3 separate regions of the Mus musculus genome follow, and regions 2 and 3 are each linked to region 1. A link is a loop called in an ENCODE intact Hi-C map of the cell type or tissue named here. Cell type or tissue: left cerebral cortex. All regions are shown on one strand. Links, peaks and the distances in the headings refer to the core of each region. The heading gives the core; the rest is flanking DNA.

What was found. Hi-C counts contacts between places; a loop is a spot of excess contacts. Peaks named below come from ENCODE experiments on the same cell type or tissue, not always from the same donor. Only the 100,000 strongest peaks of a DNase experiment are listed, where the experiment ranks them.
Region 2: a loop joins it to region 1, with 2.2 times the contacts of the local background. A loop is called at or near these places in 2 of 42 quality-filtered maps.
Region 3: it touches region 1 in a loop (2.8-fold over the local background); 4 of 42 quality-filtered maps call a loop at or near these places.

Annotation. Positions count from the first base shown.
Region 1 is chr1:187,969,450-187,979,431 of GRCm38, forward strand. It overlaps a transcript of Esrrg not described here. Among named protein-coding and RNA genes, the nearest start is that of Esrrg, 23 kb to the right of the region's middle. In left cerebral cortex, for the core only: CTCF peaks have their summits at 5,189 (motif pointing left) and 6,745; a DNase peak (open chromatin) is centred at 5,186.
Region 2 is chr1:187,645,046-187,655,027 of GRCm38, forward strand. Gm36388 (a long non-coding RNA gene) reads right to left here and starts at 6,801. Exons shown (of 4, transcript XR_003948554.1): 1 at 6,722-6,801. It also overlaps a transcript of Esrrg not described here. In left cerebral cortex, for the core only: a CTCF peak has its summit at 5,883; DNase peaks (open chromatin) are centred at 3,767, 5,072, 5,310, 6,338 and 3 more places; H3K4me3 peaks cover 2,216 bases; H3K27ac peaks cover 1,380 bases.
Region 3 is chr1:186,828,872-186,838,853 of GRCm38, forward strand. No RefSeq gene overlaps it. Among named protein-coding and RNA genes, the nearest start is that of Rrp15, 85 kb to the left of the region's middle. In left cerebral cortex, for the core only: no CTCF peak of the experiment used is centred there; DNase peaks (open chromatin) are centred at 4,650, 5,145, 5,433 and 5,648; H3K4me3 peaks cover 1,196 bases.

The DNA.
Region 1 (9,982 bases), core at 2,446-7,445:
TTTCTTCTTAATGCTTCTGGACTATTGAAAGGATTCCCCCCACCCCCAAGTCTCCTTTAAATCATCTAGCTACAGCCCTGTAAGTTACTTAAGAAAGCTCTGATGGTTTGGAAAGAAAAAAAAAAGTAAAATATACATGGGTTTTACTAAAGGTCTGGGAGCAACAATGTAACATAACCAAATGGCAAGTATAGGCTATCATCCAGCAAGGCTGTCACGCTGAGGAGAGGGGGCCCCAGGAGCCCTGGCTTTATGCCCACATGAGAAATTACTGGTGAATGTCTAGGCCTGCTTTCAGTAAATGCAGACAATAAGTGCACACCTAGCCTCCAGCTCCACTCCCACCTTCGTGACGCTTAAACCCTCCGGTTTCTTATGATCTGCTAAGAGACGATGACACCTAAGTCTCTGCTGCCTGCAAATGACTGCTTTCAACTGGAGAATCATACAAATGCTTAGTTTATTTTTAATTTACAGTTCTATATGCTTTACTCAAGAACTATATGAATGTAAGAATATACATAATTTTATGTATTTGTAAAAACTGTTATAAAATATGCAAAAACCCAATTTTACCCATGGGGTTAATTTTTTAGAAAAGGAGGAACATAACCCGTCGATTTATTCTATTATTATGTGTCAATTAAAAATAAAATAAAAGCAGAGCATACAGCTCACACCTTCAATCCCGGTACTCAGGAGGCTGAGGCAGGAGGATGGCTGCGAGTTCAAGGACAGCCTGAGTTACATGGTGAGGAGAAGCCAGTCTGAACCAAAGAGACCCCAGCTCAAAAACAGAAAGTGAAATGTAATTAAAGCCATTTTTAAAGCAGAGTATAGACTTGAGACAAGTAGGGGTACAATTGGCTCGTTGAAAATCTTCCTGATATTTTCCTATCTCTCTTTGTGTAAGGAAGTTATCAATGACATAATTAATGTGGGCTTTTAAGATGGACTTTTGGTTGCATCATAGAAGATGAGGGCAGAAAGGATGTCAGGGCTTGAGGATAAGCAGGAGAGCCGTGAACTGCTTTCTTCTGGACACACATTGTTGCTGCATTCATAAACTGTGGTTTCCGGAATAAGATGGGACCCATTACCATTCACACAGGGAGAGCAGTTTACAAGGCAGCCCCTAGCTCAGGTCCTTTTCACAAGTTAATGGCTTCTGGGGGAGGCAGATTTCTATTTCTTCAGTAGTGTAGCTGCTGGTGAGTAGCCTGTGATGCCACCATCGCCACAGTGGTGTATACACCAGCAAACTCAGTGAGCGGGTCATTTTAAAAAAGACAGGAGTGTAAAAAGCAAACTTGTTGGAAAGGAAGAGTTAAGGGGAGCTGGGGGCAGGATGAGAGAGGGAGATGGGGTAGCAGGTGTGATGGAAATGCATGATACCCGTGTATGATATCATCAAAGGATACATTTTAAAATACCCCTTGGCTTTCTTTTGTCATGCTTCATAAAAATCAATGTTCTTTGATAATGAAAGAGTCTGATTCAGGCAAAAGTCTCTGAACCATCACAGAAGATATCCAAATGTGTGGCTCTCTCTATACAAAGTAGATGTACATGAGCACACATGTGCAGTTTTAAATTGCTGATATAAACTCTTGCAGACAAGTTTATGTGCTTACAGAAACTTCTCGTTATAGTACTCTGCACCTGTGTATGCATGTGAGTTTATATGTACTCATGTATATGTATATATGCACATATGTGTATAGATGTGTGCACATATGTATTTGTTTGCACATGTATGTATATGTGTGCATGTGTATGTATGCGTGTGTAGATCTGTGTGTGTGTGTGTGTGTATGTAAGTTAGTAGTGGGGCATGGCTTTCATTTGTCATTTAGCTATCCTAATCGGTAAGGTCAGTAGGTTATACAGACAACAAAGTCAAATGTAGGATTTTGATTCGTGGAAATGACTCATCAAGTTGGAATGAGCTGTGCTCTGTTCCGTATGCTGGCTTCTCTTGAATTCTGATAAATTTGAAACTTGAATGGAACAAACAAAACATCAGTAAGTTGGAAAGACAGCAGAGGGTAATCATGTTTTTCCCTACAACCCCACAGAGTCGGGGTTACCTCCAAACCATTTCACAGGGGGAAGAACCTAAGCCAGAGAGGGCAAAGGTAAGCGACAGTCCTTCATTTGGCCAGTTTTAACTGTACTGCCCAGATGTTTCCATTGAGGGAAATAGTGGGCTAGGGACATTGCTCAGTGAAGAGCAGTTGTCTGAGATGCGTGAGACCTCAGGTTCTACCCCAGCCCTGTGAGGAAGAATGCCAGAGAAAAGCAGCCCCCTAGCAATATGCTTCAGACAGACACATGTGTTCCTGAGGCAGATCGAGCTTCTCTGCTTCAGGAAACAAACACATAGAGAGGTCATGAATTGTTCCCAGGTTTCTCGGGTGACTCCGTAAGTAAAGGTGCTTGCTACCGAGCCTGGGGACATGAGTACAGTCTTTGGATTTACGTGGTGGAACCAGAGAGCTGACTCCCACAGACTGTCCTCCAAGCTCCACAAGCTCACCACAGTGCTTGTGTCCCAGCCCCTCACACATAAATAATAAGCAAATGAAGCAAGATAAAATGTAAGAATTGATTCCTTTTGTTGATTTTCAGAAGAGGAACTCCCACCTCCAGTCTCCTATAGCAGTTGGGCTGAACTGTGTTCAGTTGCTACCTGTCATTCTTTCTATCAGAGACCTATCCCCTCCTTCAACCCCCTTTGCACAGCACCCTTGTTACCACTGTGGAACTTTTCAGAAACTTGAAATATGTGAAGCTTCTTGGTGCAGAGAGGAAGCAGGGAAAGGAGGATGCTGATTCTGCTTACTAAATCAAGAAGCAATCCGTGTTTCACAAATGTCTTTGTGTTTGAAAGCCATGTGCACATCAAGCCCTTGATTCTTGGAGTTCTCAGTTGTTCATCTGCTAAATGGGAACAACAGCCACCTTTTGAAGTACCTGAATAACCCGGGGTTGAAAGACCATGTGAGGTTGTAAGGATGTTAGCTGGTAGCTCAGTGGGCAAAGTGCTTTCTGAGTGGGCAGGAGGACCTGGGTTCAATCTTCAGCCCCCAAATAGAAGAATAAAATAAGTCTAAAAGCCAAGTAAACTTAAAGTAAAAGCATCTATTTTCTTTCCTGTGGCTGAAGTCCTCTTGAAGTAACCAAACCATGGGGCCAAGATGATGGCCTTTAGCATGTCAAAGTGGTTGACCAGATGGCCAGGCCCATTCTACATAATGACTCGTACTCTGGTGGTTTGTAATTTATGAAGCTTTCTAATCGGAAGTACACTTGGCTGCCAGCAAGCTCAGCCACAGCATAGATACAGCTCCATCTCAAAATGAAGAAAAATTCAACCTGATACTCTTTTCCCAGAAATAAGGAGCCGCTGCAAAACCCAAGTGGGTTAGTAGAGCCCGTTCTGGGCCTTATTTATAAACTCAGAAGAAAGATGCAGGGCAGTCCATGCATGGCTCCTAGCTTGGAGTGATGATGGGGAAGGATGGTTGGAGAGTGAGGAAGAGAGAGAAAGTGCAGGGAAAGAGCTGCAGTGAACTGATGAGAACATTTCTCTACTTCCATAGTAAAAGGAGGGCTTTTGGGTTTGTTTGTTTGTTTGTTTGTTTGTTGTTCCTCCTAATTTTTTTTAATTGATTTTTTTCTTCCTGTATGTGTATGGGTGTGTGATGTGAGTTTGTGATGTGGTAAGCCTCTGGACCCACATGTGTACATACACACCTGTGTCTATGCGTAGCACCAAACTTGACTACACTGTCTTCTTCGATAGCTCTTCATTTAATCTTTTGAAACAGAGTCTCTCGGTGTACCTGGAGATGGCCAGTTTCAGCTAACCTAGCTAGTCAGTTTGCTCCAGGATGTGCTGTCTCTGCTGGGACCACAGGTGACTTACATACCTACCTCCTTCGTGTATTCTGGGGACCAGAACTCTGGTCTTGATGCTTACACAGCAAGTGCTTTATCCACTGAGCCATCCCCTCAGCCTCCCATCAAAGGTTGTTACAAGTTGGAAGAATGAGAACTGTGTTGACATCCTCACACCTAAGATGCTGCCTGGTAGTATCTTTCACTAGGGATGTGAACTCTACTAGTTTTGTTCTCTGGTCTTTTTTCTAACACAACCACCTTGCTAAATTAGTCCCATCTGAACTCACAATTTCCAGAGAACATGGCTTGCTACACACACACACACACACACGCACACACACACACACACACACACACACTGCCCCCTTTCTCCTCCTGACATAAGGAGACTAAGAATAACCCATCCATCCACTCTTTCGTGTTGGGTGCCTTTGCGATCTGGAACGCTGAGATCACTAACTTCAGGCTAAGAAATAAATCTGCCTTCAAAAAGCACTGAGAGGGATGGGCGAACATTTTAGAAGAGAAGTCCGTGAAAGCCTCTTGCAGTGCTAGATGGATCTGTGTGGGTTGATGAACCACTCAGAAAACAATAGTTTCCTGATTCGGTTGTCTTAGCTTTTAAGCTTTAGCCGTGAGAAAATGGTTAAACAGACAGCCATCACTTTGCCTCACATTTCACTTGTGTGCTTTTCTTCCTTGCATCAGGGAAAGGAATGGTGTCTCTCATTTGATTCAAGTGAAATCTTTGAAATTGTATGGCTTTGGGTTAAGGGTGTAGGGGTCGGGGGAAGCTCTATCATAAAGGAAGAGATCCCAGTGTGTTTTACAAGTAGTGGCATATTGCCTGTGGACTTCCTCATGTGTGACATTTGCTAAATTGCCACTAAAAAAAGTTCACAGTTAAGTCATGGATTTTTCATAGAGGGTCATACATAGCTAAGGAACTTTATTTTTTAGGTCTAGGTGTTGGTAGTAGAGGATCTTGGGATGAACTGTATCTAAGTGGTGTTAGGAAGTAGATGTGCATTGAGCATCTGTAATCAAAATCTCAGTCTGATGGTTAAAAAATCTCACGAGCCCTTGATGAACCACAGAACTTTATAAAGCAGTGCTTTGAAAACTAGGGGTGGAATATAGGCAGAGAAAGAACCGAGGCAGCCCTCTGAGGAGTGCGAGGGAGTCAGCCGCAAATAGTGGAGAAATGGCCTAGCTGGGAGGCTTACCACGAGCAGAAAGCAAGCAGTCTGCGCTCTCCCAGGCAATGGCGGCCAGCTTAGAAGCGCCACTGCCCTCTGTTGTTCAAGGAAGAAATGCAAACCCCAGAACAGGAGCTTTGGCAGCCTTTGCTATGTAAACAGACCACCACTGCGAATCAGGACTGCACTGGAAGGAAAGAGGGAGGGAGGGAAGGAAGGAAGGAAGGAAGGAAGGAAGGAAGGAAGGAAGGAAGGAAGGAAGGACAAAGAGGGGCAAGTGAGGGAAGAGAAGGAAAAGAATGAAAGGAAAGAGGAAGAGAGTAGGAGATGGGTAGAGAAGGAAGCTAGGAATACAGGGGTAGGAGAAGGAGAGGAGGGCAGAGAAAGGCTAGAGTGCTCTCTGCTCTGCACTTCACTATCATTGAGCAAATGGAAGAACAAAATTACTAACCCCCCACCCAGCCACGCTTACATTTATTATCGTAAGAACTATTCTTCAGAAGAAATATGGCCTACCTTTATTTTGCCTTTATTTATCTTATAAAGCAGGTTTCCTATTTTAGCTCGAGCTGAAGCAGATGATCTTGTGGCTATCCTCCTGTCTCAACTCCAGAAACACTGGGATTTCAGGTGTGACCTGCCACTCACTACAAGAGACACCTTTCAATTTAGTCCTGGCAGAGGGACCTCCAGTCCATCCACTTTCTTCACTGTTTCTTGGTTTCATAACTCTCAGCTGACACCCCATGCTTGGACCTAGTGTAATGTGGGCAACGATTTCTTGTTTCCCCCTTTCTCTAATTGACATTTCTCAGTGTTGATTTTTTACTTTTTACTCTGCTGTCCCCACAGCAAACACAAGGATCAGAAACGTATTTTAAAAGCTCCAGGAACATAGAAACTGGTACTCCTCGGCTATGTGTTTTACAAAATTAAAGATTACTGAAGGCAGGACAACGTCATTCAGGCGGATCATTTGGAATTACATTAAACAGCTGCTGGTGGGCAGCTGATGACAAAGGCGTCCATTTTGATCTCCTCAGCACAGGGACGCTAGCAGGGCGCTCCCCACGTGGAGCTCTGAAGAACACATTGTGCTCTGGAGACCCACACAGCACGCTCCCTTGGTGCTTGTTGCCAAACACTGGACTCTAATCACTTTGTATTCAGTCACAGATCCAGGAAGTCCAAATCCAGCCAGACAAATGCAGCCTGGCTTAGCAGAAACAGCTATAACAGGTGCTTCAGTGTGGTCTCAGGGAACCTGAGAGACAGGACAAACAGTAGAGGATAGTGACCATCCTGTCTGGTTGCCCAGCGCACAGGATGGCACCCGGCCCTGAGCAGCGGTGCGCCGTGGAGGCCAGCTAATTGATGCCTAAGTGATGGTGGAACAATACAAAAAAGATGCTTAGGTACCCTAGCTCTGCAGGCCCTCTGCAAACGGACTGCTGCGGGGGCATCTGTAGTCTGGCCCCAACCCCGAGACAGAATGGATGGGAGTAAAGCTCATGTACGGTTAGAAACTAAAGGGGTGGATGACTGATTTGACGTCAGCAGGTGCTGAAGATTGCTGGCACATAGCAGCCAATGAAACTGGACTGGCTGCTGGCCTGCTCTGCCCCTGTCTGCAAGGACAGGTGGTGCACCCAGCAGGCCATGCGCATGTGCCCTGTGACTGTTTCTCCACGAAGCCCATTCCTCCCTGTCATGGGTTCCTTGCCACATTCCAGGTCTCAAAAGCTGAGCCCCTGAGAAAAAGTTCACAAAATGCAACTGATTCTTTGATGCCCTCCCAAATCATCTCACTTCAGAACCAGTGAGACAGTATAGATGCCTCGTAAGGAGCAGGGAGGTGGGAACAGACAGAAAATGCCCGAATTTACCTGGCGTACCCTAAGCATCTGAACACTAGAGGAGAGCCTGGGGCCCCTGTGCGTTTAGTCAGGGTGAGCTGCAGAGGAAACCGGAAGCAGGAAGTGGCAAACACGGACTCACAGTTCTGTTAATAGTCAGACTCATGGTCTGGTATTTGCCTCTGCATCGGTGTTAACATTTGACTGACCGTCTTGTGTCAGTCAAAAGATTAAAGAAAGCCCTTTATTCTTCTAACCGGATAAAAAGATATAGGTCAGATTAGAGGAACTGGGCATTTTTTTTTTAATTTTTAAATAAGCCATTGAGTGTAGTAGGCATTAGCAAGGGTATATTTACAGTGAGTTGAGAACTCATTGCTTATCATGGCTTTGGCTTTCATTTGCTTCTCTCCTCTCTCTCTCTCTCTCTCTCTCTCTCTCTCTCTCCCTCCCTCCCTCCCTCCCTCCCTCCCTCCCTCCCTCCCTCCCATCCATTCTATAGCTCTTAGTACTTACTTACTGGATTCTAGACCACTGCTCTATCACTGAGCTACCTTCAGCCCAGAGATCTTCTTGTAATTTGTATTTTTCCATAGCTATACCTTCAGATACCCCCATCTCAGCACACACATCTAAGGTTTTCAGGAGTATGACCACTTCTATCACTCCATGTTACAGGATCCATAGCATCCCCCTCTCATTCAGTTACAGCACACTGAGGCAAAATGAGGGTGACAGACTGAGTGATCTATGTCATGCAAGCATAAGGGAAAATGTGAGTGGAGTTCACTAGTCATATTTTGGTCCCCTACGCATGAGTGTCAAACTTGGAGTCACACTGACTACCATTTTCATAGATGAGAAGTCATATCTAAGGACCTGAATTCACCTTCTCTATAAGCTAGCCCATTTCCTCACTAACATGTCCGTAGACTCAGGCCTCCAGAGAGGGAGTGGTTCCTCCAGGCTCACCATTAGCTCACAGTGGGGCCACCATTCTTTATCTCTTTATTTTATTGGATATTTTATTAATTTACATTTAGAATGTTATCCCCTTTCCCGGTTTCCCCTCCGGAACCCCCCATTCTGTCCCCCCTCTCCCTGCTTCTATGAGGGTGTTCCCCACCCCCGCTCCCCATCCTGGCCTTCCCCTACACTGGGGCATTGAGCTTCTGCATCACTTTGTATGTGCATGAGGTGTGCATGTGCAAATGCGATTGTGCTGTGGCTGCAGACAGAAGTGGCTGCCAGAGGAGAAGTCAAGGGTTCTCTTCTCCCGGTGTCTCCAGTATTCCCGTCAGGCAGGCTTTCTCATTGAACATGGAGATGACTGTTGTTTTTGTGGTGTTGCTGATGTTCCTGCTTCTGATAACCTGCCCTTGGATAATAAGAGTGTGTAGCTATGCTTGGCTTTTAGGTGGATGCCAGTGATCCGAACTCATGTCCTCATGCTTGAGCAGCAAAGTACACTTACCCACTGAACCATCTCCCCAGGCCAAGAGGCAGGATTCTATAGAGGCTATCCATGAGCATTTGGGTCCTGAGCATATACAGGTGTTCTGGTAGAGTCACGCTACCTGTTTGGAAGGAAGCACCATCACTATGCCCCGTCCAATCAGTTCCCTTGTATTCTCTCTCAGGGATACTGCAGCAACCAGATGGAAGCTGTGTTTCTGGAGGCAAAGGAGGGCTTGGTCAGGTGTATGTGTGTGTTGTATATGTATGCATTGTGTATGTGTGTTGTGTGCTATGTGTGTTTGTGTTTTGTGTGTGCTTTGTGTATTGTGTGTGTGCTCTGTGTATTGTGTGTGTGCTCTGTGTATTGTGTATGCTATGTGTGTTTTGTGTTTTGTGTGTGTGTGCTATGTGTGTTTGTGTTTTGTGTATGCTGTGTGTATGCTTTGTGTATGTGTGTGCTCTGTTTGTGTATTGTGTATGCTATGTGCTGAGTGTATTGTATATGCACACTGTAAGTATATGGGTGTGGTGCATCTATATGTGTGTGCTGTGTGTGTATGTGCCTTGTGTGTGTTGTGCATGTGTATATGCATGCTGTGTGTGCTATGTATGTGTGTGTGTGTGTTATGTTGTGTGTTTGTGCTGTGTGTGTTTCATTTGTTTACTAAGCAGACAGCTTCTGGGCTGAGGAAGCACTCCTGTTGTGGACATTTGACAGCCCTGTGTCTAAGGGGCGGATGAAGGATCCAGGAGTACTCGGTCATCTCTCCAGGAGTTTGCTCCTTCCTGTCTGTCCATGCTTCTGTCTGTCCATGCAGAGCAGGCACTAGAGTACCCTTCTTGAGGCTGAGCATCAGCCACAGAGGAGGAGTTTGTGATAGAGTATTCCAAGGATACCTTGAAAAATGTGTCTGCCTCATACTTTCATACACATTCAAATTCACTACACTTTCTTTTCCCAGGCAAGAAAAATGAAAATAAAAAAGTAGAGATAAGTTTGCGTCAGTGAATCCTTTTGGGTGGTGGGGTCCCTTCTATTCAGGATGCATGGTACTTCAGATGCAATATTAACACAGTGCTTAGGGTATCTTCCCTCTAACTATGAATGTCTCGTTGTCTTTGTATTTTCACCTTTTAATAAGCTCGCTTCTCTTTTTCCAGTTCAGAGGAGCAGTGGGTGCAGTGGGAGGCATCACAGCCTTGAGCCACTTCGAGCCCTAGGGTCACAGTATCCAGCTCACCACTCCCTGCTCCATTCCCTTGAATAAGTCGGCGTCTCAGTTCATCTCTTTCTTTATCACCATCACCTTAGCATACGTGCTAAAGATGCTGTAAATACGAAGTCAGATGATGACTCAACTGGAGAAGGCGGTGGTGCTCTCTGCCTCACTGACTGTGTGTGAGGTTAGACAGCAATCAGGCCAGCACTGCCCAGACTCTAAGCCAAGCCCTCCAGTCACTGACCATTTTGTATTGCTTCTTTCTTCCCAGTGAACAGAATGCTTTTCATATGTCAGCCATTGCCTCATAGAAGAGTAAAAAATAAAGACACACACCATGTAA
Region 2 (9,982 bases), core at 3,149-8,148, 320 kb before region 1:
AAGATGTCATAAACATGGCAGCTGATGGCGGAGTAACAGTGATTAAGTACAAGGCTGATCCCAGCAGTGTGAGGATAGAGTGGAAACAGAGGAAGTTCCCACAGTGGGGAGCAGTGGGAACCATCTTGGAAGAGCTCCTACGGTGAATTGGGCCAGTGTGGTTGACTCCACTCATCATTCCCTTTGGCTGGTTAGCTCTGGGAGACTGACCTGGGGATGGTAGCAGGGCTTCAGGGTAGATCCAAACGTTGAAGTTCCAGGGCCCGTGTTAGCAGCCGGAGGCAGCAGTAAGCCTTCACCTCCAGGGTTCTGCCTCTAAGTTTAGTGTTCTTTCCATGACCCCGAGTTTCCCTGCTGGTTCAGCAGCTGGCAGAGCCACATAGATGAGGACATATTTGGGAGCCAGTGGCATCAGGTGACGTTGTGAGCATTTTTTCCAGTTGAACTGGGCTGCCCGGGAAAGCTCTGCCCGCCTCCTTCTGCCCCCAGGCAGTCAGTGTGCTATCGCATATGGAAAACTGAGCCTCAAGTGGACCAAGTGTGACCCAACACCCAGGGTGGACAAAGGCTTCCATTCTGCAAAGGATGGGACAAATTCAGCAGTCTGCAAACCCCAGGTCACCGACATTTGCCGGGGTGTTACATAGTTTACATAATTAGCTTGATGAAGTAAATGTAGTTTTATTTCAGACCATGAGATCATTTTCATTGATACCTTTCTGTTATCTTTACTAACAGCTTTGACTGTCACCCCCATACCGGTGGTTCACAAATAAATGAATTCAGCTACCAATACCTTCGACATCCTCTTTCCTGTGGCCAGGGAATCAGGCTGTACTAAAGGGTTGTAACCTCACAATAGCTCGATTCGAATTCAGTATTTCCTTAATTTTAATATGCACATCATTAATAGCCTACAATTAATTCAGTTGTCCACTACAGAATATTGAAGTCAGCTGACTCCAACTCTCTCCCAAGTCTTCTCCTTTGTTCCTCCCTTCAGACCTGTTAGGATTCTTCTGTCTCCCATCCCTTCCCTTGCAACCTCAACACTTGCAGGACTGTGAGTGACTCCTCTCTTTCCTTAAAAAAAAAAAATTAAAAATAGAAAGAAAACAGGAGAAAAGAAAGATCATTTCCATCACACTTTGCCTTGCGTAGCAGAGCTGCCCAGCCAGCTCTAAAGCGTTAGCCCCATTTTCATTTGACGTTCAACTCTTTCCAGCAGACTAATACTTTTTCCTCTATCAGTTAAGTAAAATACCTTGAAAATAGATTTCTTTGATGACAGAGGCTTTTATTGTGTCTCAGGGCTATCATTTTGAATACTAGTGGTTATTACACACTATCCGTGTTGGGGTGGCTCTGGCATTTGCCTTAAATGGATATCTATTCTCTTTGATCTCAGTTTAAAAATAAGCTATTTTTTTTTATTCCCGTGGTTCTTAACCTTTTTTTTTTTTAAATCAGGAATACGTCTGGAATGAAAATTATGAATCTTCTACATTGAGAACACTACCACACATGCATTCTCTCCTGCACCCTCGCCTGCAGCCTTCTCTTCTGTCCTCTCTAACCAGTTTCAAAAACACAAACAAACAAACAACATACAGCTCATCTGTTTATCCTTGAAATGGTGAAACCTCTATGAGGCCATTTGCCTTATGTAAGTTTATTTGCATATCTCCATGTGCCAGCCATAACATACCTGCCTATTTTAAATAAAAATTCTAAGGAACTTGGTTCTAATCAAGATGTGTGACCAAGTAGCCATTTCCCTTGAGTTTGTAACATAGTTTTGAAAGTGCACTGGGGATGGGGCAGCTGATCACACAGCCATCTGGACCTACCTTTAGCTAGTTCCAAGACTCTGTGAGGTTTTATAATGAACCGTGGTAGAAATCAACCTGGATTCTTGACCAGGGCACCTGAGTGCTTGGCTCCACATGTTTTTCATAACCGTGGAAATCTTTTTAGAAACATAATTCATGTGTAAAAATGTAGACCTGATTGACAACCCTTTTGTATTTGTAGCATCTTTTTTCGTTTCTATTGTTTTATCTATCCCTATCCCAACAGAAACTGTTGAGAAAGTCGATGTGCAAACCAGGCCTGCCTAGAGATGGAATCTTGGCACATGGGAACTGAGGAAGGTAGACCAGACACAGCTCAGTGCCATCCTTAGATACTGTTGAGTTGGAGGCTGGCACTGACATTGTGGGTTATATAAGACGCTGTTTCAGAAAAATAATAATAAAAAAAACCCAACCAAACAACCAAACATCCTGGTACACAAACACACACACACACACACACACACACACACACACACACACACACACACACACATGAACCCAAAACTCAATGAGTGTAAGCATTCAATTCTAAAGGGTAAACAAGAAAGGAATACACAGTGAGACACGCTGACAGTGAGCTACACAGGAAATACACAGAAGGTCCCTTCTGGCTCTCCTTCCCAAGTCTCTTTATTGTCACTCTCTGCTTTTCAAAGTGTGTCATCATTTTGTTCAAGCTACTTATGAGTTGAAGATACCAGGCAACTGGGATTGGATCCTTATATCAAACTTGACTGTGTTAGAAGGAAAGTAAATTATGCATAAGCTCCAAGGATGACTAGTGACATCATTCTGATAGTTGTAGTAGATAACTAGTATTCACAGTCACTGGTAATTTCATCTGGTAGAAGAAGGATCTCAATCTCTCTCTCTCTCTCTCTCTCTCTCTCTCTCTCTCTCTCTCTCTCTCTCTCTCTCTCTCTTTCTCTCTCGGCTTTAGGCAAGAGCTGTCCCACTGAGCTCTATTCCCTGAGAATATAAGTTTGAATACACTCTTGTATATAAACTCTGTTTTTCTGAGTGTCCCTTCAGTATGCTAGAGAACTTGAACTTGACTTTGCTCAGGCTGGGCCCTTGAGCATCTTCTTTTATATTAATCCTCAAGCCACTGATGACTGTGGGATTCTCAGGCTTACTCTCGATTCCTCTGCCACACTGTTTCAGACTTGTAGCACTAAGGAGACTTTGGAAGTCAGGTTCAATTATACTTTGTACAACCAGAGCCCTCTGCCTGAGGTCTCACAAGCTGGCCAATACAAGATCTAGAGTTGCTCTGGTGACCACCGGACTCCGAGTGTCCTAACTTTTTAATCACAAAAATACCCAGGAAATGCAAAATTAGGTACCATGACTCCTGCATGATTACATTCTCAACAGTGTTCTACACATCCTGGTTCATCGTCCTCATCTCTCAATGCCAATCTATCTCTGCCTCAATGCAGTATCATCCTCACATTACATAATCTTACCGCTAATGTCAACCGTTTCCCTGTCATCCATCCCCCCCAGCCTCAGCCTTCCCTGTGGGCACCAGGCTTCCAGACAGATACGTGCAGTCATGTCAGACTGACTTATTTTCTGGGAACTATCTAAAGTACACTGGAACCAGTTTGTATATTTTCAAATGAAAGGCAAACAAGCCTTCATTACACAGAACCTTCAGATTCTATCGGTTTGCGACGTGCTAACCTTGCGCTCCAAAGGGTACCTTTGTGTGGATTAATACACCCGAGGTATAAATGAAAGCCAGTGTTATAATTGGTACTATGCTGGATGAACCAGAGAAGGCGGGGGTGTGGGGAGGCATAATTCTGTTAGGAAAGAACTGGAAGGTGGAGAAGGGATTAAAAATAGCCCCCAAATAGAGAACATTCATGTTCTATGCAGCAGTGAACACGGTAGAACTGTAGAAGAGTAGAAAGCTTGTAAATAACATCGTGGTGGATCCAGTGGGCTTGGACCTTGGCCTTCATCCATGGGTAGAACTGGAACAAGGAATTGAGTTTAAAGAGGCAAAGGGAAGGCCTGGCATGCTGGAGAAAGGGTGAGGGGCTTTGAGACTGTGAGAGGGTAGTGTTCACCAACCTGATTGGTCCTTGGGGGGGACCAGTCTGGGTCTGATGCCAGCAGCTAGCAATAGGTTGATAGTAAGAGCTCAGAGCCCTTGAATTTTAATCTCAGCCTTGTAATTTAGGTCTGCACTTCTCCATCCTGGGATATTCTTTTGTAAGGCAGGGCTAATCCTCATCTTTCCCTCCCATTGTGTTTGAGATTGGATTTGATTTATAAGTTTCAAACACAGCTAAGTTTCCAACCTTGCTTTCAGGGTGTCCCATGATCCTTAGCAAGCCTTCTTAGTCCTTCCTGGTTTGGCTCGGAAGTTAAAACTGAGCAGCCTCCAACTCTATTAACTATTGTGTTTAAGATGGAGGTAGAAAATAAAACCTTGTATATAGTCCAAGTCTGAACTTGGATGAGCAACAGAGAGGCATTCTTCAAAGAGTTGGAGAGTATTGGCTCCCAAAGCACCTATGCAGGCTAGGCATGCTGGTGCACTCTATAATCCCAGCATTTAGGAGGCTGAGGCAGGAGGTTTGCTGAATGGCTGAGGCCAGTCAGAGGTATATAATAAGACCCTCTTCAAAACAAACAAACAAACAAACAAAAAAGCAAGCAAAGAAACAATCATCCATTCAGACCTCTGCAGAGTTTGAGTTGCCTGCCAAGGAGAGGGGCCATTTGGCCACTAAAGCACAAACAGAATTTGCCTGAAAAGAAAAAAAAAAATGCATTTCAGGGGATTAAAGTTAGTCAACTTTTAAAATTCCTTTGAAATCCTGGAGGTAGGTCAACAAGGGGTTGGTTCTGAGGACAGTGAATGTAAAACAAAAACAAAAACAAAAAAGACAACCCCCCCCCCCACTTCCAGAGAACTGAAGATTGTCCATTAATCTGTACGTTTTGGTTACTTACTGGAAAGTTACCAATAACATCTATACACAGGCATGCTGAATAGGCTCTAGGTCTCTTGAATCAATGGCTCTGGTCACCTCTCAGCACCAAGGGGATGTACCAGCTCATCTCCTGGCAGTCCAAAGAGACTGTGAGCAGAGCCAGAGTATCTGGGCCGATTGTCAAGGGTGGAGAGGCTCTGCTCTCGTCTTGGGATCTGGCCATTCGTCAATAGTCCTCTGACCCTCTTAGTCGACTTCAGCCAGGCTCTCCTCCAATTCTGATTGTCTGGCTTTTGCATAATTACAGTGTCTTCCCCGTGGGGTTTGCTAGTGATTCTTGGATTGTGACTCTGAAGGGAGAAGAGGCAACAAGTGCCTGTGCCCTGCATGTGAAACTTAGCCCACTTCAGTTAGATAACAGCAAATGGACAGCCATTGAGCAGGATCTGGGATTAGTTCCTTTCAGGCTCTTTTCAGACTTGACATTCTCCTCTGTGGATTCCACCCCGCCCCCAACCTTGGCATCTACTGTCATATTTTAGGGATTTGGAATCTTAGAGGACAGTGAGTGACCCCAACAATACATTCTAGAGACCAAGGTCATGGCCTGGCTTGAGGGAAATCCCTTAGGCTGTCCTATTACTCCAAATGGATAAGTAATGATAAAAACGGACAAAATATCTATCAGGCCTGGTGCTGGGCATGCATGTATATATATGTTTGTACAGGGTGCAAACATATACAATATTACCACAACAGAACATAGTTATGCCAGACAGTGAACAGACAGCAAAGGGAGCCTGACAAAAATAAGTTCTCTGTCATCCTGTGGACACACTATGTAAAGCACATCTTCCTGTTTACAGACATAAGTATTAAGGCTACCCTGGAGCCCCTCCCCTACTGGTACTGGGGAACATAATTATTGAAGTGACAAGGACATTGGATAGTCAGCTGTCAATCTCTCTCTCTCTCTCTCTCTCTCTCTCTCTCCATATATATATATATATATATATATAGTTTTACTGCCATTTAGAATAAGTCAAATAAAAGCTATCACCCTTTATGTCCTTCCAAACTCCCCTGGTGGTGAGTTAGATGCCAGCAGACCCCCTCCCCCCCAGCTTTCTGCTGTGTCCATAGAACCCTTCACATACAGGCTGGGAGCATACCCCCTCCCCCAGTTTAATTCTGTATCCATAGAACCCTTACTCACAAGCTGGGACTCCTCTTTCTTCCCTACCCCCTCCCCATTAAAAAAAAAAAAAAAGATTTAAAGAAAAACAGCTCCAGTTGTGTGAGGCCTACACACCGGGTATGCAAGTCAGACAGCGTGAACTGCGAACACGAGTGGGGCCCTGGGTGGATGCCCCTGCCGCCTCCGTGCTAACCTGCCTGGGCCGGGTGGGTAGAAGGGAAGATGTCTATTTTTGTAGGTTGGAAGGTGGGTTGTGTAGGTCTGGGATGTTGTAGCTCAGGGAATGGAAACCCGGCACCCCAGCATTGGGGCTGAGGGGTTCTTCCTTCCCTTCCCCCACTCCGGGTTTTTTTTTTTTTTCAAATTTATTTTGCCCAGGCGGGGATTGGCGACGGTCAAAAGGGAGCAGTTGGCACTGAATGTCACCCTGAAGGTAAAATGAAAGACAAAAGAGGAACGCATGCTTGCTTTTGCAGCGGCTGCGGCGACGACGGAGGCAGAAGCAGCAGGATTTAAAGGGAAAAAAAGAAATCACACGCACATACATACATCTATACACACCCAGAGGCGTCGATTATGCAAACGCAGTAATGCCATCAAATCCCGACAGTGCCGGGGAAAAATTTTTTTTCAAAAAAAATAATAGAGAGATATATTTATTTTTTTTAAAAAAAGAGGGAGCCAAACGCATGCAAAGAGAAACGTGCACATACCACGCAACCACCCGAGGAGAACCTGGCAGCCTGTCTCCTCTTCTGCCAAGTTATCATTAAGAAAACAGGGAAGGCATCATGACGTCCTGGGTCACAGGGAGTGCGGACCGACGCTACCAAGAGCGAAGGGAGGCGCCTGGGCGCTCCGGCTAGCCGCGGGCGCAGCTCGGCCCCTCGCCGCCCGGCTGGGTGAGTGCTGCGCCGCTCGGGACGCGGACCCCGGGGCCCACGCAGGGCCGCTGCGCGCGGGGACACAGCCTGGGGCCGGGCCCTGGCCGCCCGCCGGCCGCCCGCCACCCCCTCGCCCCGCCGAGGTCGCGGGAGCCCAGCTCAAGGAGGCGTGTGTGAGATGTGCGATGTCCCTGCATGGGGGGTTTGTAGACTTTCCTAAGCCAAAGCAACCGGGGCTGCCTCGGCTGCTTTGAAAAAAAAAAAAAAAAATTAAAAAAAAAAAAATCCCCGAGGACTCACCCGATTAACCTGCTGCAGTTCTGACCCTGCCAAAGGTAACTGCCCCATGCTTTAACCATCAGCGTCTGGAGACAGACATTTGCATCTGTGTTTGCAGTCCGGCTTGGAATCCGTATTGCTACCCCCTTCCCCCCTTCACTTGCTTAGAGTCTCTTGGAGGAAAAAAAGAAAGAAAAGAAAAGAAAGAAAAGAAAAGAAAAAGAAAAAGGACACCCTCTCTCAATAACACACGCATAAGTAGTGCCCACCTCTTGTAGACTTGCCCGGCCCAGACTGCAAAACTGTCAGGTGTGTGCTGGAGACACAGATAAATTTGAATTGCTGTTAGGTTCCTTCTTTCAACACCCCTCCCATCCCCCACTCCTGGTTACAGACCTCAGTGCTTGGGAAAGTGGCAAAATAACCCTCGGGCAGAGTTGGGGCACCTGGACTGGGAGGGGATAGTGCCAAGGGGACATGGGGTAGGGGTCGCTGTGGGTGAAGGGGGTGCCCGGAGTTGGAAGGTGTTGCCATTGGGCAATGCCGCTGCTGTGGTGCTGCGTGTCCCTCCTGTCCTCTAAGCCTTTGCCTCCTCTCCAGGCTTTCCAATACTGTCACCTTTCCCAGGGAGGAAGTCACCAAAGTTGTCTGGAGGTCACTAGACTAACTATTTCAAACTGCTTATCCTACCTTGCCACCTTTTGATTCTGTTAGAGCTCCTGCAGGATAGAGCGCAGTACACCCCCCCCCCCGCCCCTCCACCCCCCCCCCCACCTCCTTGGGTGAGAGGAGACCCAAGGCTCCCCACCTCTCCTCTTCCCTTCCAGCAGGGAACCTTCTCTTAGATTCAACTCCTCCTCCTTCCAGAATCTAAACAAGCTGTTCTGGAGGGGCCTGGAACCCCACCCCCACCCACCCCCCAAGTCTCGGCACTGAGGGGTGACTATATGTGTTTATTAACTGTGTTGTTTTGGTTGGGCTGATTCTGAGTTGCCAAATGGGCCTATGGCCTCCTGCTACTTTCGAAAGCCCCTCCCCAGTATTTCAAGATGAAAAGAGCCCGCAGACTCCTGAAGTATGTTGCGGAGTAGCTGAGTGGGTTGGACTAGCTTGGAAGAGAAACTAATTTGTTTCCCACAAGGCCCAAAGACCAAACAGGCGATGGTGTCTGGAAAGCACCCGAGTTCAGAAACACCCAAGTTCAGAAAGAGGATCTGAAGTGTCTGAGGGAGGATGGCCAGGAACAGACCCCGGAGCGTTCGGCTTTGTGTTTTCCTCCTGTCCAGTAGATCGGATGCTGTAGAGCTGATTTAACCGTCCTGAGAAACAGTTCTGTCTTTGTGATAACGAGGGGGAAGTTTGAAGGCCTCTCAGATCTGAACTTAGGGATAGCGGAGGTGTGGACTCTGACCGAGAGGAAGTGACCTTGAAGGGGGTGCTTCCTTGCTTTGATGAAGCAATCAGACTGTGAGGAAGCAGGCCTCCAGGATCTTTCAAACATTGATTTGTCTGCTGTGATCTGTGCCTTTGTTATTTTCTCCTAAAGCAATTCTCATAACTCTTTAAACTTGCATTACGTAGTATTAAATGCGTGTCTATTGTGAATGGTATCACATTGCACATTAAACTGCCCATTGACTGGGGCGGTGAGTGTGGGTAAAAGAAGGCTCTTACCCCTTAGTAAATCAAAATGGGTTAAGTATTCTTGTGTGATATGGACTGAAACCTGCTGGTTTTCTTTGCCCAACTGAATAGACCAGATCAATTGATTAGGTTTTCATATGTGTGTGTGTGTGTGTGTGTGTGTGTGTGTACAGCTCAATTTATTCTGTGCAACTTTTCCAGGAATTAAAAGGTTACCAGAGAGTGCCATGTTCCCATCTCCAGCCGAGCACCACTTATTCCCACAACAGTATTTCAATATTAAGTGATCTCCAAGGTCTTTCATCTCTCATTTTGAGCTCCAAATTTGACTCAGCGTGAGTGTGGCAGAGCAGCAAGATAAGAGCTAACTAAGCTCACAGACCACCAGGACGCTCTCAGGAGCATGTCTCAGGGAAAACGGTAGAGGAGGGACCTCCCTCACAGGGACCTTGTTCTCAGCTGCACTGAGAATTTTTGGCCTGTCAGAGCCTGTCAGAGGTCATGGACTTAGGTTCGCGACTGATCTCCCTCCGTGATTTGCTTCTCCAGCTCCTTTTCTCCGTATCTTAGGTGGACACTTCAGGTGAGGTGTCTCGACATTTCCCAACAGCCAAATCCCTGTGTTCACCTGTCACAGAAAAGGGAATTGTTTAGAAGAGTCTTTTTTTGTCTGCAGATGTAGCAAGCAAGAACCTCTATCTATCTATCTATCTATCTATCTATCTATCTATCTATCTATCTATCTATCTACCCACCCACCCACCCACCCACCCACCCACCCATCCATCCATCCATCCATCCATCTATCTAATCTATCCATCCATCTACTTCCTTTGATGTCTTGACTCTTATTTTTTTGGTCAGTCCACTCATTCTCGAGGAGGTCAATGTGTACCTTTGGAGCTTGCCGGGTGACGTCAGTTTCCATTAGACCTGGATGCTAGAAGGCCATCCTGGTGAAAGGATTTTATGAAACAAAGTAGGAAATTGGTATTTTTGGGATGGGGTAGTGGGGTGGGGGGTGGGGGGGGAATTGTTGGAAAACTGTTGGAATAGAAAGCTTTTGAGGGAAAGCCACATTGATGAAGAAAAACACTGAAGAGGTAGGTACTTTTGAATAATAGATTGGCTATGTAATGGTCAACCACAAGATAAAATTTTTACACA
Region 3 (9,982 bases), core at 1,610-6,609, 1.1 Mb before region 1:
AAGACAAACCTAGCAAAGGCTATTTTCTGAATGAATCACTCAAAAGATAATTTTAAAAAAGATAAAGCCTTTGACACATGAATTTAGTATGTTTTAGTACTATTCATAATGGTAAATTGTGGAGCTACCAACCAGTCACACTGAGTTAAAAAGGAAGGAACATGAAGAAGACCCGGCTGTGCTCTGCGGGGAGCCCTCATTTAGGCCTGTCTCCCCACCCCATGGAAACCCACTGTCTCTAGCTATGAATGAAAAGAACAGAATTATCATTGCTTTCTGTCTGCAGTCCTAAAACTTTACTTCTTATTATTCTTCCAAGTTGGAAGCTGTCAAATTCTGGACTGGCTAAGACTCACTTTGGTGGTTTTGATTTCCTTTGTGAAACTATTTGATTATTATTCATTTTAGAGTTTTATAGAACAGTGATGTAAACGAGGACTTTGCTGTTTCATTCACATTCATTGGTACATCTCAGGCAACTTTCCCAGTGTGCTCTGGGGCTCTTTTTGATGGGTGTATCCATGGTTGGCTTTTCTCTTATAAATACAAAGTATCTTTCTTTTAAAACTAAGCTATATCCCATGTGACCTCTTAAAGAATCTGTATGTATGTCTTAGAAAGCAAGTAAAACTGAGCCTTCTCTTGCTAGTAGGAACTCCATCCTCACTACAGGAACCATCCAAAAACTTTGTCAAAGGTACATTTTGTAATTCTGAGGTCGGTTTGGTCTCCTGTGATTTAAGCAGGGGCTCTGCTGGTTACAGTGATCAATCCATCCCCTGTTTATGATACACAGGTAGTATTAGAGTTACAGAAAGGCAAGTTAGCTGTTACAAAGTAGACATGCAAAGAGAAAGAAGGGAGGGGCCCACCCCACTTCAGATTTTTGAAACACCTGAAAGATGTAGGTCATATAATGGATAAGCCTCCTGTTACTTTTCCAAAGAGACTTGAAGGGCTGCCCTGAAAATATGAAACCATGAGACGCATCCTATTTTGACCAATATTTGCACAGCTAAGAATAAAAATCATTCCCACTCTATTATCTCCCATGCCCACTTTCCATGTATAAGTCCACAGGAGTAAAGTAACAGAAATAATGTTGATCTGTGAGCTCGGACTCTCGAAGCTTTCCCTTATGAGGCATAGAGCACACTTGCTGCGGACCATGACATTCTTGCCTTTAAAGGTACATGCAACACACAGTGCCACTTAAAAAAAATCCACATGCCGTTCTGAAATGGAAAACCTCATTACTGAGTGGAAGATAACCAACATTCAGTGGAAACTGAATATTTGAATTTTTGGAGGCTTAGATCCAATGTAAGTGGGTTCTAAGTGGGTTCTCTTCTCTGTCTTAGTATTTTGGATACATCAGAAGACAGAAAATGCTTTTTCTTTTTTCAGAGTGAAGTAGAAATTTTTACTTTACAAATCACTTAACAGCTATTTAAAAAGAAAGCTGTGGCTCACCTCTTCTGCCTATGTTCTTTTTACGATTGTTGCAAAGATTTTTTTAAAAGCATTTCTTGATCATTGAATTTGATCATTCTGTCCCTGGCAGAAAAGACACTTTCTGAAGGAAAAATGATACTTTGTCATGAGGCATTTTTGAATGCTTTTGAAAGAGGCAGGAAATAAAGACAGGAAAATTTAGCTGCACCCACTGAAGGCTCCCTGCTTATGAAACATAACTCATTAAGCTAATATGTCATTCCTGACTTCCCAGAGCTCAGCTCCGGGAGGGTGTTTCTCTGGAGGGTAAAAGAAACTTTAAGCTTTCCTGTCAACCTGATCTGGCCGATGGGAGTCTTGGTCTCCCCACCCTAATATCTTCAAGTGCTGGGAAATCTAATTCATTAACTTTTCCAAATGGTTTTAAAAGTTTTCTTTCATCAGGGACCATTTCGACCTTCTTTATCCATCTGAGTCTAGAGATCAGAAATACAAATGATGGTAGCTGAGAGCCATCACTCAGTATCCCAGAAGCCTGCCCTTTTCGACTATAAGCTGTACAGGCAAATTATATTTGGACAAAAAAAAAAACCCATATTTTAATTGAAATGCTAGGAAGCTGTGAAGACAAGTATCTTAAGATCATAATGACATAAATTAAATGTTTATATTCTAAAAATGAAGCACAAAAGAATATTTTGAAACATGCTCACTGTAGAATATATTTTAAACCATCCTCAGGAAAAAAAAACTGTCTCTCACCTTTCATTTACACGCTTAACTGAAATACTCAAAGCACACCCAAGTCCTGCAGAATGAGCATGCTCGAGCGTAGGATGACCGGTTTCCTCAAGCTGCTTCAAAACTAGGGAGAAATCTTTTTAAAAATGTATTTGTTTGGACAAAATGAATAAAATTTACATATGTTTGTTTACTGAATTGATCCATTAATATTTAGAATATTGCTGTTGAACATATTATAAATAGCCCAAAGGACAGTGATCATTAACCAAAACTGATTTTTAAATGACAATTTTATTTACAATAGATAAGCGTTTAGTTTATAGCTATTTGTTACAACAGAATTGTTTTATGAGTCAGTATAAAGCATTGTGTTCATAAAAACAAAGTGTCTTTTTTCAGTTCAAATTTAGAATGCACTGCAGTTTTTAGTATATAGTAAATAATTTAGACATCTGTTAAACACTGAGACAAACAAAGAGTTAATTTTAAGGCTATCTATGTTTGTGGTGCTGACACTGAGTTCTGTAGACTTAGAATTTATATTTTCTTATGTTTTCACATAGCTGTATTATATCTACCAAAGGGGAGAGGTGCACACATGAGAAATATTTCAAATATTTAAAAAAAAAACTAAATTATTGCTCTTTCTTTCTCTTAGTCAAATGTGACTTCATTAAGACAGGACAAATTAGTGAATCTCTGTGGTTGACAGCTTTAAAAGAAAAAATTAACTCTAAAATCAATTTTGGATGACAGCATTGGTGAGGATCATCATAAAAACCTGTCAGACACTTAAAATCTAAGTGATACCAGGAGATGATACGATCAGATCGGTTTCTTAGAAATCTTTTCTTTTCTATTAGCTCCGTCTGTCCCTTTTGACACTTAGAGGTTAGACCTAATAAACTCCACTACTTTATGTACTTTCTGAAATTATAAATCTTACAAAGGTCCTTAAACAAACAGAATAATATTTCAACCAAACAGACATTTCGAGCCATGCCTGTGTATAGGGTATCTTTAGGAGGCATGCAAGAACAAATCACCGCTACATCTTTCAAGTTTTGCATGACAATAAGCTTACCATTGAGTAATGAAAAATATATCTTTCATTACACAGGTTTACTTTCATTCGATGAAACAGAATACACATAGATGCATGATAGCCTTGTAGGACATTTTTTTCTCTTGCCAGGAATTACCAAGATCCTGAGATCCAGGCTCCCATTATTCCTATGTGTGAATCATTAATGAATGTGTGGGCAGCGATGTCACCAAGCAGCACCCGGGATAAATACACACTCTCCTAGTTCTGGGTTGGCTTCTCCCTGCCCTCCAGTCCCCTTCTGTAGCTGAAGTGTCCCATTCTCTTTTATTTTCTCCACCTCCCCTCCTTACCTGACCAAAGAATCAACATGGTTAAATTACCAATCCTGGCCCAGAAACATTTTTATGATCGGTTTCCAAGAATGTTAATTTATTTAGGGGTGTTAACTATGACAGTCCACTCTGACATTGTTATTTTAATTGCTTATTTAAGACATCTACCATCTCTCTCTCTGTCTCTCTGTCTGTCCCTGCCTCTCTCTGTCTCTCTCTCTCTCCACACACACACACACACACACACACACAGAGAGAGAGAGAGAGAGAGAGCATCAGACACTGAACACTTTGAAGGACAACTTCAAAATCACCTTCTGTACCTGCAAACATTCACTTTAATCTTTAAAACCGGGTGCTTTCTGGTGAATACACTGTGTGTTAAAAATGGTTTCTTTACACTCTGTCAACAAACAAAAATTGTTTCAAAAAAACTCTAAGCATGTTTTGGGACCTGTGTATTTTCTTCCTCACTTCCATCACATTTTTATAACTTTCAAGTCGAATAAGCTTCATTTTAAATGCCCATCTCTTGAACAGAATTCTAAAGAAAAATATGTGGATAGTCACCCCTAAAGATGGTTTAAATTTTTTCTCATTTGCATAGCAAGATTTAATTTCCAACCCTTAAATATGACGAATTGCTGAGATTTTCTTCAGTTAATGCCTTTAACAGCTCCCAATAAACTTCATTAATCAGGCAAGCTCAGGCCCACTGTGTAGCCTGGAAACAGCTAATTTGCTTGATGAGACCCCGACTTTAGTGAATAAACAGGTGTATAATCTGAGGGCTTTATGGCCTTAATTATAGTCTAATCAGTTCAGCGGTTGGCGGGCAAAAAAAGAAAGAAACGGGGATGGGGGAGTCTCTTTTTCTAAAAGGAGGCAGCCGTACCCTTCCTTACACTTGGACTGCTGTCCTCCACGCCTGCCTCTCCCCGTGTTTCCTGCCTTCCATTCTCCGTTCTGTTTTTCACCAAGGCCTTCCTTTCTGTGGTCCCTGCTGCAGCCGCTTCCCGTGCTCTCCCTCAAAGCCGGTCTGGCTTCCCCATCTCTGGCAGAGCACCTCCTCGGATGCTGATGTCTTCCGGGGCTGCAGGGTCACTTTGCTCCCGGCCTCCTCCACTGCTCGCGCCCCGCCCGCACCTCCCCTCCCCGGCTGAGAACCCTCCCTGTCACCCGTGGGCCGCCTACAAAATCACTTCAAGGGCACTGGAACTTAGAAGGACGAGACAAAGCTTGGGCATATGGTCCAGTCCCCAGATGTTGCCTTTCTTCTTCCCAGGCCCACCTCCCCCTTGTCTGCTGCTGGTGCAGCCTCACGCCCCCATGGCCAAGTTCACCGCTGGGGAGAAGTGGCTTCATTCTGGTTAAGTCTTTTGTTTTTTCTGGCCTTCCTTCCTAGCTGATTAGCACCACAAAGTAGAAATTTCCCTGAGCCGAGTGATTGGTGTTTTAATTCTGCAAGAAAGGGACCTCTTGTTCGTGAACAGGACGTGGGGTGCAGAGGAGGGACGCGGAAAGACGAGGTGCTATGCCCGCACAGGACGCATCTGAGTGACTTGGGCCCTGGCCACCCAAACTGTTGTCCCCAGGCCTTGGCATCTCCTCTGTCCCCGCAGGAGTGCGCGAGTGTGGGTAAGATGTATACTCGTGCAGATGACTAGTCACCCCAAAGGAAAAAACGGAACTAGTCTCAGATCCGGGTCTTGGGGATAACTGCTCCCGCTCACCGGGGTGCGTCCTGGCACCTCCGGACCCCGCCTGCAAGTGTTCCTCGACTGTTAGGTGACCCCAGTTTGGGCAGGCGGGAACTTCGCGCCTTGGGTGGAAGTGGCAGTCCTGTGATCCGCGCTCTGGCTCATCCAGAGAAAGAGGCGGGCAGGCAGCCACCTAGTGCTCCCAGGACCAGCAGAAGCAACCGGGCCCCACTGGGCTCCCCTATTTCTGACCCCTTGCGGTCAGCGGGTAGCCCCTTGATAAGCCAAAATGCTTGTGGCGGAGAGTCACGCACATGCAGGCACCGCAGCTCTGGGTGGAAGAACTGTTGCCTAAGAACAGACTTGCTGGCAGCTGGCTGTTCACTGCCAAGCCCCCAGTCTCTTAGTCATGATGGATCCGTGAGCGTCCAGAGCTAGCGCGCCCCCTCCCCCTTCTTCATCAGCTGCCTTGATCTCTGCAGAACCACCCAACTTTCTTGGAGACCGTCAACAAAAGCGTGGGGAGCGTGGGTCTTCCGCAGGCAAACAATGAAAAAACCGAGAAGCCTGTTTGCATACGCATTACCCTGAACCCGACTGCCAAGGAAGAAGCCACCGGCATGCAGCAGGACTCATCTTATCTTGCCTGTTTTCATTTGTTTACATTGGAGGACAGTGGAAAGAAATAATACTGCCCAGGAAAAATAAAAAGGCAACCACAACCTCTTCCACTCGTTTTTTTTCTCTGAGCATGTCTGAATGTCCTCTGTGAACCCTCGGACAGTTCAAAATAATAATAATAAAATAATAATAATAATAATAATAATAATTTTTTTTAAAAAAAAAGCAAATTCTAACCCACGAAAGTGAGATTACACATTTAGATATTTTGTTATTGTGCTCGCCGAACCCCATCTCAGTGATGAGCCTCTGTGAGTGTGTCCTGTTTTAGTTTGGTTTGATCTGAAATGTCCAAACCGCTGATACTAATATTTTTTAAAAAATATTTAGTCATCTTTGAAACCTAAGCTCAAAGTATATAAACCACATACCCAATAAAATCTGCTGTGAAATTTTTTACTCTTTTGCAGTAGAAAGCAGGGTTCTGTGCCAAATGACCAAATCAAAGAAAATATTGATTGCTATCTAAAAGACACGTCACAGTGTATTTCACCATAAATATCTTCAGTAAGTGGTTGAATTAGCAGAAAATTATTTAAACTGTCCATGTTACAATTGCAACTTCTTCAAAAGCAGATCATGGCAATAAGTTAAACCATTTAATCATCCAATTTGTCATAATTAAATCAAAGGTTTGGAAAAGAACAACAGGGATGTGTGTATATGGATTTTTTTTTCTTTCTTAAATTTAGAATTCATAGTCTTCTTGGACAAAAGCTGGCCTTCGACCTTTTGTTCTTTTTTTCTTCCATGAGATCATAAAAAAAGAATGTATTGTGGCTGGGTGAGTGAGACATTTCCCGAAGAACGACCACGACAGCATCTTCTACTTATCTAAACTAAATTACAGCTTAATAATATCCAGTCTTGCTGCGTGGATGCTCTCGCACACCTGAGTGGCCAGGGCATCTTACTGCCTAATTTCTCTTTTGTATTATGTCTTGGTAATGAAAATACATTATTATTTCTCTTTAAAATCCCTCTTTGCCCCCTCCCGTGTCCAAGTTCTGAAAATTCTCAAACCAGTCCTGAGAAATACAAATGCACAAAGCGACAGGCGAAGCAGGCCCCGTGTTCAGCACTCAATCATTTCCTGTCACAGGTGCAGCCACTATGCGTTATCCCGCCATGATTGATAGAGTGGGTTTCTGCAGACTGGGGGAGCCGAGGAGGCTCAGACGGGGTCCTGTCATTTGGGCTCCATTTCATGCTACCTGTAGGGAAAAGCAAATTCTTTGTGGGGATTGGCTGTTTAGTGAGTTTTAAGTTTTACTTCCTCCTATATAATAGAAAGGTCATATTCCCTAAAAGCGAAGTATAGCTTTAAGGTTGATCTTAGAACAGACGTCATGCTAGGGAAATCAAGAAGGGTAATCATAACACAATAGACCTTGTTCCATGTAGCCTGTAAGTGTGCTACAGAACACACCTACAGCCATGTGTCTTATTACTGTGTTAGTAATTACTATTTTTTAAATCCTAGTGTATTAACAGAAAAATAATAAATGCCTTATACTCCCAGATGGTCACTTGAACTTGATGGCTGTATCAGAAGATTAAACAGAGGAGTTGATGTTGTTATGAGTTAATTCACTAGAAGATGAATTATGATATTATATTCCATTCAGTAATAAACAGAATCCTTGACTAACATCCAGGTTCAGGTGTTTGCATAAAAACGCAAGACAAAAAGCGGAGTCTTTATCATCCTACGTGTGGCTATCCCTCCCGTCAGCTGGGGTGAGGGTTTTTCTGTGTTTTCTTTTGCTGTGATCAGCCAACATCTTAACTTAATTAATGTAAGATCAAGGCTGACAACCATCACACTCCTGTTATGCAAAACTGTACAATCCTCCAGGTCCTTCACTTCGTTTTGAAATGGCTAAAGGCAAACTGATTTGCATAAGGAGATCTCAGATTTTAAAATGTAAAACTTCTTGCAATGGGATTATTAAGTGGCTTTCAACGATGCCCCCAGATGTTCAGGCACCACTGCAATGCTTTAATATTGTTCTTGTGGGTTTTTTTTTTAATATACACAGTCTAATCGATTGTTTAAAATGATAGAACTGGGGAATTAAATGACTTTTTAAATGTTCCATTTTTGACGGCAGAACGTTCTTCTATATCAATACGTCTCATTTTATAACTGCAGTGAACAACATGTGTTTTGCTGAAAATTTCTGCTAACAAATTATGATCCCAAAATGTTCATTTTTAAAAAGCTGACAAATTATATCCAAATAAAAGCAGGAGCAAGCACTGCAGCTCATAAATCTCTTGCTAGAAAAGGGACCACATTTAGAAAGATTTTTTTTTCTTTTACAAATTTTCCCTGTGATTGAGACAATCTGGCAAGCTCAACATTTAAAAAATATCTGATGGCTCAAATCAACCATTTAGGTTAAAGTTTTTTTTTTTTTTTTTATAAGAAACATGTATAAAGATGCACTAAATATATACTAATGGTAATTATATAGAAATTTTTTTTCCTTTTTAAAGCAAGATTAAAATGAGAAAGGATAGAACAATATAGATGTTTCTCAGTCAGCCATCAATGTTTAGGAAGTTCTTGGAAATCACTGTACACAGTAGCAAGCAAGTGCCTACATCCACGCAACTGTGAAACTATTGTACAAGCTCAAACACTGTCTGTCATTACATCTTTAAACCTTGATGTAATAGCTTTATTTTCATCATTTTTTAAAAAGCAAGTCTTTAAATATTCAGTTGGTTCTTAATTATTTTAGCTGTTAGGAAAGTGAATTGTCACAAAGATACAGTGTTAAACCACACACCACTTTATTGCAATTAGCGTTTGGCTGTCCTGGATTCATAGTTAACTCTGTCTGTTTTGTTTTATGTTAACCGTCAAGCAAGAATAGTAGTTATGAAGTATTCATGATACAGAATATTCCATCAGCATTTGATTTATCATCAGATGAAAATCGTCCTCAGAACAACAGAACCACGGTGTATGTGCCCCTAGTGCAGGGCTTGCTGTTTGCTTGAAAGCCAGTGCATTCCTACTGAACCACACTCACAGAGCTAATATAACCCAAACCCAATGCCAGTTAAGTGAAACAGAAACTTCCTGAGATGTCAAAAGAAAATTTGATTGGCACTGGGTGTAAACGCACGCCTGTCTGCTCCGTGCTAGGTAGTAACAATTTTATCTAAATACTGATGTAGGTTGTAGTGTAGAGTGGAAGAGTTGCTTGCCCAGCATTTTCAGCAACCTGGATTCAGACCCCATCATAAATAAATATTGATGCAGGATTCAAAATTGACTGAGAGGGCAAATAAGATATCATACAGGAGCAAGCTAACCTCTTTGGAATATATTTCCCCAAATATATTATGCTAAGAGTAGACTTGAAGCTGCCAGTGTGGTCACTAGGCAAATTTGTTAAAGACCCAGGCGCTGGAGCAGAACAAACATTTTTCTGTCTCTGCAGCTTCTGGCCACAAGGACCAAAAGTGGGCAAGGCTGATTTTTCAATAACTGGTGATATTGCTTAGTCAATAAAAGCATCCATCCCCTTTGGTCTTCCAAATAAAAGTGTGCACGTACACACATACATGTTCACACATAATGGGTCTTTTCAAAGAGCAGTGTCATGATACAAGGCAGGAAGGAAAGAAAGAGAAGCAGTGTAAGGGAGTTTAAAAAGCTGACATTTAAATTATGTTCTCAACCAAGGCAAGTAATGCCACCCCGATTGCTGGGTTACGCTTTTGGAGGGTTGAAGACACTGACTGTCATGTCCAGCATTCTCAAGTTCAAAGCAGCATGAGACGTGTCCATTGTTTCTCTAAGTGACTCCAGGGAGACAAAGGGACAGATAAGGAGAAGATAGCACCATTGAAGATGATCCACCAGAAGGCAGGAGTCTCTCCTCACACACTCTCTCTTTCCCCCCAGTAGACTTCAGTAGAGTTAACTCTTTAAAAATATAATTATTTGAGACTCTAGTACATGCATATAGTCACATTCAGCGCCCCTTTATTTTTCTCCCAAT